Regions from separate parts of the Homo sapiens genome. Here region 1 is linked to region 2. Evidence: read pairs that join two places in POLR2A ChIA-PET (ENCODE). Cell type or tissue: CD4-positive, alpha-beta T cell. All regions are shown on one strand. Links, peaks and the distances in the headings refer to the core of each region. The heading gives the core; the rest is flanking DNA.

Region 1 (5,312 bases), core at 240-5,239, 1.0 Mb before region 2:
TTTGGACCTGGGGAAGGGGTGTGCCCAAGCGTGCCTGCCTCTAAATTGCAAGAGGCAGCTGCTGGGGAGGATGTTCCCTTTCCAATCTCTGGTGGAAGGAGGAGAAAGGTTTTGGTAGTGTCGGTGGGGGACGCGATCATTCCTTGGCTCTGCCTCTCCATTTTCTGGGATGAGATTTCGGAAGTGCTCCAAGAGGAGGAGCTTAGAGTAGGGCAGCCTGGCTCAGGGTGCTCCCTGAGGTGTGCTTCTAGTCTCCCTCACGGCCAAGCCTTCTCACGGTGGGTGCAGGTGGATACCCTGGTGGCCACACAGGGTCGTGGGTGGCCTGTGGGGAATCTCTGGATGGCCGTTTGTGGAAGTGATGGTAGAAGTGGTCTCAACCCAAAGATGAGCAGTTGCCCATGTTCCTGGAGGCCCCTGGTGAACCCACCTCACTTCCTGCAGCCTGGCACTCCTCAGTGACCCTCTCTGGATCCATTAGGGCCTAGATGGTTGATGAAGGATGCTGGACAGGCTCTTTCACCTGCATGTGAATTCTTACCCTCCTCAGCCACCTGCAAGGACTGCTGTCTTTCAGCTAGCCGCCCACATAGAGGCCAAACGTAGATTCGAACTGTTTTTATGTCTCCCGTGTAATGACCCCGAAGGAACTCTTTAAACACAGCTGTGCAAACCCTTGTGAGACCTGACTTTCCCTTTTCGTTGCTCTTCTTTCCAAGGACACCTACATGTTCACCCCCAAGCCAAAACCCGTGGCAACAAGGGACTAGAGACCCGTAATGGCCATCGGGTGCCCAGACAAAACAGTGGTGTCTGATGGAGAATGAGAATCCAGGAGTGGGAGGTGGGGCCTGGGGAGCTCCATCGCCCTGCCTGGCATTTCTAGGTCCCCCAGATGCTCTGGGGCAGTGAGCTGAGCCACGTGGCACACCCACTCCCTCTCTGGTCCTGCCTTGGGGACCCACCCTAGACTTGCAGCTTTTCATGGTAACCTGCGTGTTCACTTAAATGCTTTGCTTTCCCTTTCTGCTTTATGATGATGATTGTTGGTATATATTTTACAATGAAATGGAAAACAAGTTCCAGTCATTGCTGGTTCCTAGACCTTGGTAATTAAAAGCTAAAAAAAAAAAAAAAGAAAAAAAAAGAAATGAAATAATACCTGTGGAGTGAAGGAATTTATTTTTTGAGTCACCCTCAACCCCAAAGACCTGTGTAGCTCTGAAATTGAGCAAACGAAGAAGTCTCCCTAGAATTGTTCTTCTCTATTCCTGCTGTCTCAGCCACTCCCCCTCTACACCCCCCACAGCCCCCCAAAAAAAGGGATTGAGAGAAAGACAAATGATGAGAGAAGGCCAGTCTTGTCAGGTGAACACCCAGTTCCTGTCTCATTTAAGGTTGCACTCCACTTCTTTCAAATAGGAAATTGCCAAAATGGATGTCATGGGCTGCTAATTAGATGTATTTTAACTGCAGGATCATTTTACCAGCTAATACTGTTATTATGTGCTTCAATGTGAACCCATGGTGGAGCTGTTAAAATATGAGCGTGCAGTCTTAGCAGACAGCTCTTGGAGCCGTTGGGATGGGTGGAGGGCGCTTTTCCTCACGGCCCTGAAGATCCCCGGGCCAGGCCCTGTGCTGAAGATCAGAGCCCTTTCAGCTTCTCAAGAGGTGCCCCCTGCTCTCCTAAAGACCATCTTCTCCTTGTGTTTAGACCAGGGCCTGAGCCTCCAGGAGGCCTGAGCTCTCCAGCGTCACATCCCCTGCCCTCTAGACATCAGGGTTCCCTCTGGACCAGCCTAGAAGTGCCAGATGACCACAGTTCATGCCTGTGCCTACCCAGAACAGGCAGGCCTGAATCTCACACACTGGAGTTTCAAGTCTGTGCTGGCTTCTCCTCCATCTTCCCTCTGTAGCAAACCGGAAAAAGAATCCTAATTTCCCGTTGGGGTGGGAGGAGATGAGCTAGGATCAGGATAATGATTTTTAAATGTGAGCCAGGCATTTGACTTCACGTTATTTCTTTTCCCCCTCACGCTCTTAATACTTAGCATTTTTTTTCTATCATCCTTAAGACAAAGTAGCTGGCAAAATATTTAAGTGATCAGAAAAAAATATTTTTATTTGCCCGCGTGCGAATTGGGTTATCTGCCTATCTTGTTTATGAAATTTGGCGCTGCCTTTCCTGCACAGTACGTTCGCCTCTCAAATCTTTCCCGGCTCCCATTTCCATATTTCTGCGTGCTTGTTCTTTGTTAATCACTTGGCAAGCGCTTATTTGAATATTAAAAATTTCTTTAATCATCAAAGGCAGGAGCACAGTCTCATGAATATTCATATTTTTCCCCCTCCTCAGACTGGATTCTAGTTCATTACCCTGCAGTAAAAGCCAAACAGCCATCAATCGCCCTCATTACAGGCTCTGGCGTTTTGATTGGCTGCCTGCTGCCCAGAGCTTTTTTTTAATTTTTTTAATTTTTTCCCCCTTCTCCTATGAGCTGTCTTGTACCTGCCAACAACCAAAAAAAAGAAAAAAAAATCAACAATGCAAGAATAAATTTCTCTGGTTGGAAAACAACTTTGCAAACTTGTCAAACAGTCCTTGTGGCTTGCTGCTGCCACCGCTGTAGCGTCCACCAGCGCCACCTCCTTCCCCCCGCTGTCCTTCCCCCACCAAAAAAAGAAAAAAGAAAAAAAAAAGAAGCCCAAGATAAAAGAGAGGGGGGAGAGAAAAATAAATAAATAAATAAATAAAAAGGGAGAAACTTGAGCCTCAGAGATGAATATTTGTCAAGAGAGTTGACGTAAGTTTCATTTGCATAATGACTTTGTACTTCTGCATTAATAAAATTTGCATATGAAGCCATGTTAATTACTCCTGATCATGCTTTTTGCATTCATGCATAGTAATTTTCTCCGACTTGTGAGAATTAATGTCTTGGCATGGGGGGAGGGGGCGCGGGGACTGTCAGGTTCCCTTGCCAGTGTCCCTCACTCACACGCGCTGCCTCCCTGGCTGTCTCCTTCCTTGATCTATGACTCATTTCTGCACTATCAGTAGGAGTTCTCAGCTTAAAAAAATGTATCAATTGAAAGGCACCAGTAGGGAGAAAAATACTCGTCTCCTGCACAGTGTATTCCAGACCACCTCTCTCCAGCTCTGAACATGGAATCTGTAATCCTCCCATTTGGGAGGGGACGCCCCAGAGGCTTCAGGGGTGGGGAAGGCTCGAATTCCCCCTGAAACCCGGATGGGGCTTTTCCAGGCGTTTTTGTGTCTCCACGCTCCTCGGCGGTGGGCGTGTTCGCTGGGTGAGTGCGCATGTGTGAGGAACGGAGCAGGAGCCTCTGCAAAGTCCCTCTAGAAGAGAGACGGGTGACAGACCCCTGTGGAATGCTTAAACCCATGAAGGCATCAAGAATGAGCTTATCTAGCATTGCCCTGTTTTGGAGCCTAAGAAGAGGCATTTTAGGGGCCTTATTTTTAGACTTTTTTTTTTTTTTTTTTTTTTTTTGTGCATAGACCTCCAAAGCCAGCGTTTTTTTGGGAGTGTCTTGCAGGTCTTTGCAGGGCGCTTTGCTATGCTCAGAGAACATCCTCTTGCTTTCTTCGCTGGGCAGCGATGATGCCTTGGAAAGGACCATAGGGAGTGGGGAAAGTTTCAGAATGGAAAGCAAGAGAATGATAGTGACCGTTTGGTGAGTTTCCTGGATCTCCGGCTCTGGCTCAGGGCTGACCTGACCCTTCCTTTAAAGTTGAGGGAGCTGAGGCTCTGAGAAAGTGACTCACCTTCAGTCACGAGGCCAGGAGACAGCCGAGGAGGAATTTGAATCCAGTCCTCTCGGTCCTCAAGGCTGTGCGGCCTGGGAGCTCTGGTGGCTTCCTCTGTGCGTGTGTGGGTGCATACCCTGTCCCACATCTCAAGCGCTCCTTAAGTGCTTTCTGGATTTCCCAGCTTCACTTTTAAAGGCAAATACCCCTCCTCTGAGGAAGGATGGGGGCTGGGAGGTAGCCTGGGACAGGTACTGAGGCTGTTTTTTCAAGTTGAGGTAAGAGTCACATGATGTACAATTGACCATTTTAAAGTGTACAATCAGTGGTTTTGGATCTATTCACAATGTCGTGCAGCCGTCACTCCTGTCTAAGTCCCGAGCATTTTCATCACCCCCCGAAGAAACTCTGTGCCCATTAGCCACCCCTCACACCCCTACTGGCTCCCCCCAGCCCCTGGCAACTGCTACTTTCTGTGTCCGTGGATTTGCCTCTTATGAACATTTCGTATCCATGGAGTCATGCCGTAGGTGGCTCCTTTCATCACTTTGGGCTTTTGCAGTAGCTTCAGATTTCTTGAGTTCCACCCTTGGGAAGGGCTCTGGGTTTGAGCTGCCCCGTGTGGAAACCTCTCCCAGTGTAGAAGGTGCTCTGGGAGCCCCAGAGAGGCCCTGTAGAGCTTGGGATTTGAAGCCCCTCTCCCGGCTGCCCCCCTCCCCTGCCTCAGTTGAGCCGGTCCCTGGAGCAGGTGGACTTCAGCAAGGTCACAATTGCTAATGAGACTCTGGGGAAACCTGTCCAGGGCGGCCTACCCCCTGACCCCTATGCAGGGAACAACGTGTGGTGTGTGACATCGCCTTTACAGACCCTGGTCTGAGCCCCACCTTGGACGTTTCCAGGAGAAGGGTGTGGCCAGATGCCTGTTTTCTACCTGCTCTGCAACGGTTCCTCCCACCACGGAGACAGAGTCAGCTTCTTAGCACCTGGGACAACCCTTACCAGGCCTCGAGCTGCTTCTGCTGGTTTCTCAGTAGTGATAAATGGTGCTGGCTGTGTCGTGGCCTCACCCAGAACCCAGGAACCAGAGCCTGGGTTTGGCCTTTGCAGCTTCCAATGGCTGGATTGAGCCCAGGGATCTCAGACTTCCGCCCACTATGTGGCCGTTGCTCTAGAGATCCCAGGACCCCTGGTCACTTACCCAGCTGCAGCCCTAGAGGGAAGCAGAGCATTGCGGGCTTCGGGGACACAACTGGGTTCCAGTCTCAGATCTCCCTAAGCCTCAGTTTTCCCCCAGTGGAATGTGGATCTTTTCTGAGCGAGGTGGCTGTCATGATGATGGATGACCCAGAGCCCTCGGTGGTCTGCAGGGAAGGCCTACATAGGGATTTGAGACCACCAGTGGACAGGATCAAATGCAGTGTCCAGTGCTGGAAGGTTCAGGCTAGGGCAGGCTTCCAGGAGGAGGCAGGTCCTGACCTTCCTTGAGGGATGGCACTAAATCTAGCATGGCCTTCCCCTCAGCATCTGAGGCTGAAAC
Region 2 (5,312 bases), core at 168-5,167:
TCTTCATATTATTGATTTGAAGGGGTTCATTATATATCCCATATACATATGACATATGTATGTATCCTTTGTGAAACTATTTAGATACTTTAAAAATTTTTAACTGCGCAAAATATATATAGTATAAAATCCACCCTCTTAATCATTTTTCAGCGTGTAACTCAGTAGTGTTAAGTGCTAACGCACTTTGAATCCTGAGACAGTTTTCTTTTGCTCCAAATGTTTTCTTTTAATAGCGTCTTATTCTTTTGCAATAGATGCAGTATCTTCTTTTATTTCTCTAAATTATATAATTATCTTCTGTTCCCTGCAGTGTCTCCTTTTCCTTTTAGATTTAGAGTCTGAAGTTCATGCTTTTCTCAAATACATATGATCCTTTGTTGCCCATTGACAATGAACAGCGTGGAGCCATAGCTTGTGTGGAGGCTGCGTGTGCTGGGTGAGATTTGTCAAACACTTTGCTTTAAAATAGATAAAAGACTTAGCTCTTTCACTGGTTCAACTCCAAATTTTAATATTTGTAGGTCCTGGATCATCAGCTGCTCAGAGTTTCCAATGATGATAAAGCTCCTATCCCTTGCCTGGCCTCTCTCATCCTAACCATGTTCTGGTGGCCAAGTAGGGGAAGTGAATTGAGGCAACGGGTGTGAAGGATCTCACCATGCAGTCACTACACTTTCACCAAATCTTCTTGGTTTCACTGGGCTACCTGGGATCTGGAGCCTTCCTAGTTCAGTTCTTCTACAGACTAAACTCCATGTCTCTTGTCTCTGGCAGGGTAGGGTGGAAGGAGCAGTTCATGCTGCGGCAGGGTGGAAGTAGCCTCCTGGCCAGTCATCCTGTATTCAGTCTGACCTTGAATCTGGCCTTCAGAGGCAAGTGGTTGTCCCATCCTCAGCCTCCCCAGGACTCCCCAGTGCACATCTCCCTGGCCCTTGATGCCCCTACCCCAGGCAGACACTTTGGTGTTGTTCTTACTGTCAGCCAAGTGATTTGCTGCCTTCTCACCTATTCTCTAAGGTCCTAGTACTTGACACCCTTTGTCTGTTGTTCCTGCCTCTCAGACTTCCTTATCTCTGTGGATTTGTACATTCCCTACTTTGCGGTGCTATGGGAAGAAGATCAGATGAGGGATGCCCATCATGTGCCTTACACAATGTGTGGTCAATATCAGCTTACCCTTGTCTCTGAGCTCCTTCCAGGGAAGGAGCCATAAACCTGTGGTCATCATTCTCTCCCACATGGCAGGTGCACAATGAACATTTGTTGAGTTGAATGTATTCCTGCACTGCTTCCAGAGATGGGCCCATCCCATCCTGGTTTGTGATAATAGAGCCTCATTGCTAGGCAATTCAAACCTGGAAATAGCTCCTTCAGTATTCTGAAGTCTGGACTCTGTGAGACATTCCCTATGCCACGACGAGCATGTCCTCTTGCTGCGGCACTTTTCCAGGAGCTGGCTTCTCCACCACCTTCCTTCCACTCTTCCATAGGTTACAGGCAGGCACTCGCGGTCCACATGGAGCTTTGCTCTGCTTTGCAGCCTTCCTGCCTTGAATGTCTGAGCTTGGGGCCCGTGCTTATTTTCATGTTTTCATTACAGGCTGCCACTGGATTCTCAAAAGGCAAATTGGCCCCAACTGTCTTAAAAAACAAACGGCCTCTCCTAGTGCTTCAAAATAATTATCTCCAAAAGGGAAGGAGGCAGCGCATCCACTGTCAGTCCTAAATGACATCATGGCTGATGTGCAGTGTTTAGAAGATTAATAACATCTGCTTTTCAAATCACGGTTGGTCGCAGACCCCGGAGCTCACATCAAACATATGGGGTGTTTTGTATGCATGATGTGCAGGAGAACACTCCACAGCCAAGGCCACAGACTAGAGAAAATGTTGTCACAATAACACTGCCTTCCTTTTATTGAGGGCCTTCGATGAGATGGGCACATACTGACCCCTTACACAGACGACACCTCTATTACCAAAGTCAGCCTGCAGCATTAGTACTGTTATTCTGACTTAGTTTAAAGGAAAGCTAAAGATCTCAAAGACTGAAAAATGTAGCTAACTTCCGACAGAAAGTCATTGATGAAGTCAACAATCAAATTCAAGTAGACATGACTGGGACTCTTTCAACTCTCCCAACCTGTTTCCAATTTTGACCAGCAGGGCACATCCAGAAACACAGAGTTTAGGGAACACCCGTGATGAGACGAGACTGTCCGCTTATTCGATCATCTTCTTCTACTCAGTTAAACACATTCCAGAGAGCGGAGTTTGAACGGAGAAACCCTTTCATCCCTGGAGCAGCATCCACATTTGTTTCTTGATGTTGAATAAAGTGACTTGCATCACTGCAAATCAAGAATGTACATGATAACCCAGCAACCCCAGCTTCTGATTTATACAGACTGATACTGGAAGATGAAAATGGAAGTGAACCACTGTCTGCATTTTAAACACGTTTGCCTGAGGTTTTATGTTGTTTTCTTTTTCTTCTTTTAGGGTTAGAGAAATTGGCAGGCTGCCCCCAGCCTTTCAAGCGGGTTTCAATGAGTGAAGAGAAGTAAAGGAAAGGTCGAAAATAAGGAGCATGTGTACAATTTCTAAATGTTTCCAGGACGAAAACAGTTGTTCGGACAACCAGAAAGGAAATTAATAAAAAGACAGGAGGGGGTATTCTTACTTTTCTCCTGCATCTGAGAGAAGAAACCAGAGGCTGCACTGGGGACAAGGGATGTCTTGTTCAGTCCCTAAGAACGGGAGTACCCAGGACTCCATCAGCCTGAGTCTTCAGGAAAAATCTTCCCTTGTCATAGCTCCAATCCCACATTTCAGACCATCTCTCAATCTCTTTAAGAAACTTGGAGTAGGAGGATGGCGGATGAAAAAAATCTTTTTTTTTTTTTTGAGACGGAGTTTCGCTTGTTACCCAGGCTGGAGTGCAGTGGTGTAATCTCAGCTCACTGCAACCTCCGCCTCCCGGGTTCAAGCAATTTTCCTGCCTCAGCCTCCTGAGTAGCTGGGATTACAGGCACCCGCCACCACACCCAGCTATTTTTTTGTATTTTTAGTAGAGACAGGGTTTCACCATGTTGGCTAGGCTGCTCTCAAACTCCTGACCTCAGGTGATCCACCCACCTCGGCCTCCCAAAGTGTTGGGATTACAGGCATGAGCCACTGCGCCCTGCCAAAAAATAATTTTAGAGCTTTTTTACCCACAGTATCAAAGCTACTGATATCAGTTAAGGATATGTATCTTCATTGCCAAGCTTGAATCAGCTTTGGGGGGTGGGTGGGAGGAGCAAGGAATTAAGGGATGCTCTTAATTCTGCCAAGGTTGTCTACAGGAGGCCATGGATGGCAGTGGACAAATGGCCAGAGCATGGACTGTGAAACTCAAAAGAAGGGCCAGTGCCTCACTTGCATCCATTTCACAAATTCACATGGTGCCCCTTCTTTGTGTTGATCAGAGAGGGATATAGAACAGGATGTGTATGATTCCTGTTCTGTGGAGTTTATGCTGATGAGGGAAGTTGATGAAGAAAAAAGCAAAGACACAAATTAATAAAAAAATTGCAAGAAGAGTTGGGTGTTTTGAAGGGGGCAAGCAAGGGAAGTATAGTGAATCCCAGCAAGTGATCTGTAGCATTGTCAGGAAGGGCTCTGTGAGGAAGCAGCATTTAATCTGAGACCTAAAGGAAAAGAGAAAACCAGCCATGCAAAAGAGAGCAGAACACTGCAGAAGGAGAGAAGAGATTGACCAAGCTTGAGTGGGGAGAGGTGGGAGACTGAGCACCAGCCAGCGGGTCCGCCTGCCCTGGGGAGTCCTGGCTAGGTCCTGGGGGCCTCTAGAACACAAGGAAGTCAGATATAATTCTCAATGGCCTGGGCAATCATGATAGAGTCTTAAGTAGTGGAAGATCACGCACCAGGGGCCAGCAGGTCCAACTCTGCCACCTGCTTTTGTAAAAAAAAGATTGCCACATAGCCACACCAATTTGTTTACATATTTTCTGTGCTGTTGGGTACTACAAAGGAATAATTAGTAGTTGTGACAGAGACCTTAAGGCCCCAAAGCCAAAAATATTTACCATCTGGCCTTTAACAGAAAAAAATTGCCCATACCTGTCCTGTACCACGTGATCTGTGGCAAACTCAACCTCTTTGAGCATCAGTTTCTCCTTTATAAAATGATGCTGGTACACTGGAAACAGGTAAATTTTATGGTATGTAAATTATATCTCAATAGAACTGTTTATAGAAATGAAGATGTCAATGGGACAGGCATGGAACTGCTGGAAAAAGGGTTAAAAGGAATATCAAATAAAAATCACAGAGCAGATTGGCACACAGAGCTCAACAGCACTTTCTACTGCTGATACTATGGCTAACAGCTTGGTAAAGCAGGTCTTATTATCCTTCCCTTATCCATACACTATAGCTCAGAGAAGTGAAGTCACTACCCTGAGGATGCACAGCACTAAACCATAGGTCCGGGATTCTAGCCCAGATCTCTGGGACCCCAGTATTCCTTCTGTGGATGCACTGTCTTGCCTTTGAGGTAGTTGTGACTCCCGAAATTGAGTTAGGCTGAACGGTGGAAGTAAATTGTAGGGAAGGCAGGCAGTGCTGGTGAGCTGAAGGGCACTCATTAAATGTCTTTTTTCCCTGTTTGGTTTCAGGCTGTGTGAATTCTCACTGCCCCACGTTTCACTTTGAGCTGGGTGTTCATGTGAGCTCTCTACTTCACATGAACTCCGGCCTGAGTTTTGCTTGTTCGAGGCTGAAACTGTCAGAAACTGCTGAGCTGGGCCCAGTTGCTAGGCCCCATCAAAGGCGCTGGCCGGGGCTTCCAGACCTGGGTCTAAGGCCAGCCCACCCACGGCTTACTCTGAGCCAGGACACAGTCAGTTCATCTTGTTTCGAGTTTCGGCTCATCTCCTTTCAAGTTTCGCTCTGAAGCAGTTCACACATCACCCTCTCTCCCTCTTTCTGTGGGCTGGTCTGGGCTGTGAAATGCACCCTGGGAGATCAGCAGCCCTAGCCAGGAGCCATGGTCTGGAAGGCTGAGGGTGGTCTCATCTGGATCTGTAAGCCAGGAGCCTTGGCTCCGTGTGGAGCTCTGCTCCAACCAATGAACCCGGTGAGCTTTGCCAAGCACAGCCACCTCTCCAAGTCTCAGTTTACTCCTCTGTCAACTAAGAGATTGAACTATGACGTTTAAGTTCTTTTGACCTCAAATAATCTAGGCATCCTGGTCTAAGGATGTATCTTTAGGATGAGTAGATTTTAGAGTCCCAGGTTTTATT

What was found. ChIA-PET counts read pairs that join two places held together with the same protein. Peaks named below come from ENCODE experiments on the same cell type or tissue, not always from the same donor. Only the 100,000 strongest peaks of a DNase experiment are listed, where the experiment ranks them.
Region 1: POLR2A ChIA-PET joins it to region 2 with 5 read pairs; 4 of 35 experiments call an interaction of 5 or more read pairs at or near these places.

Annotation. Positions count from the first base shown.
Region 1 is chr14:99,233,062-99,238,373 of GRCh38, reverse strand. All of the region lies in intron 2 of BCL11B (BCL11 transcription factor B), which reads left to right. Among named protein-coding and RNA genes, the nearest start is that of BCL11B, 36 kb to the left of the region's middle. RefSeq lists an enhancer at 680-1,204. In CD4-positive, alpha-beta T cell, for the core only: no CTCF peak of the experiment used is centred there; DNase peaks (open chromatin) are centred at 2,553, 2,983, 3,313, 3,873 and 2 weaker places; H3K4me3 peaks cover 5,000 bases; H3K27ac peaks cover 5,000 bases.
Region 2 is chr14:98,227,037-98,232,348 of GRCh38, reverse strand. The region is part of intron 1 of LOC105370656 (a long non-coding RNA gene); the gene reads right to left. Among named protein-coding and RNA genes, the nearest start is that of LINC02295, 94 kb to the right of the region's middle. In CD4-positive, alpha-beta T cell, for the core only: no CTCF peak of the experiment used is centred there; DNase peaks (open chromatin) are centred at 2,488 and 4,838; H3K4me3 peaks cover 1,151 bases; H3K27ac peaks cover 2,727 bases.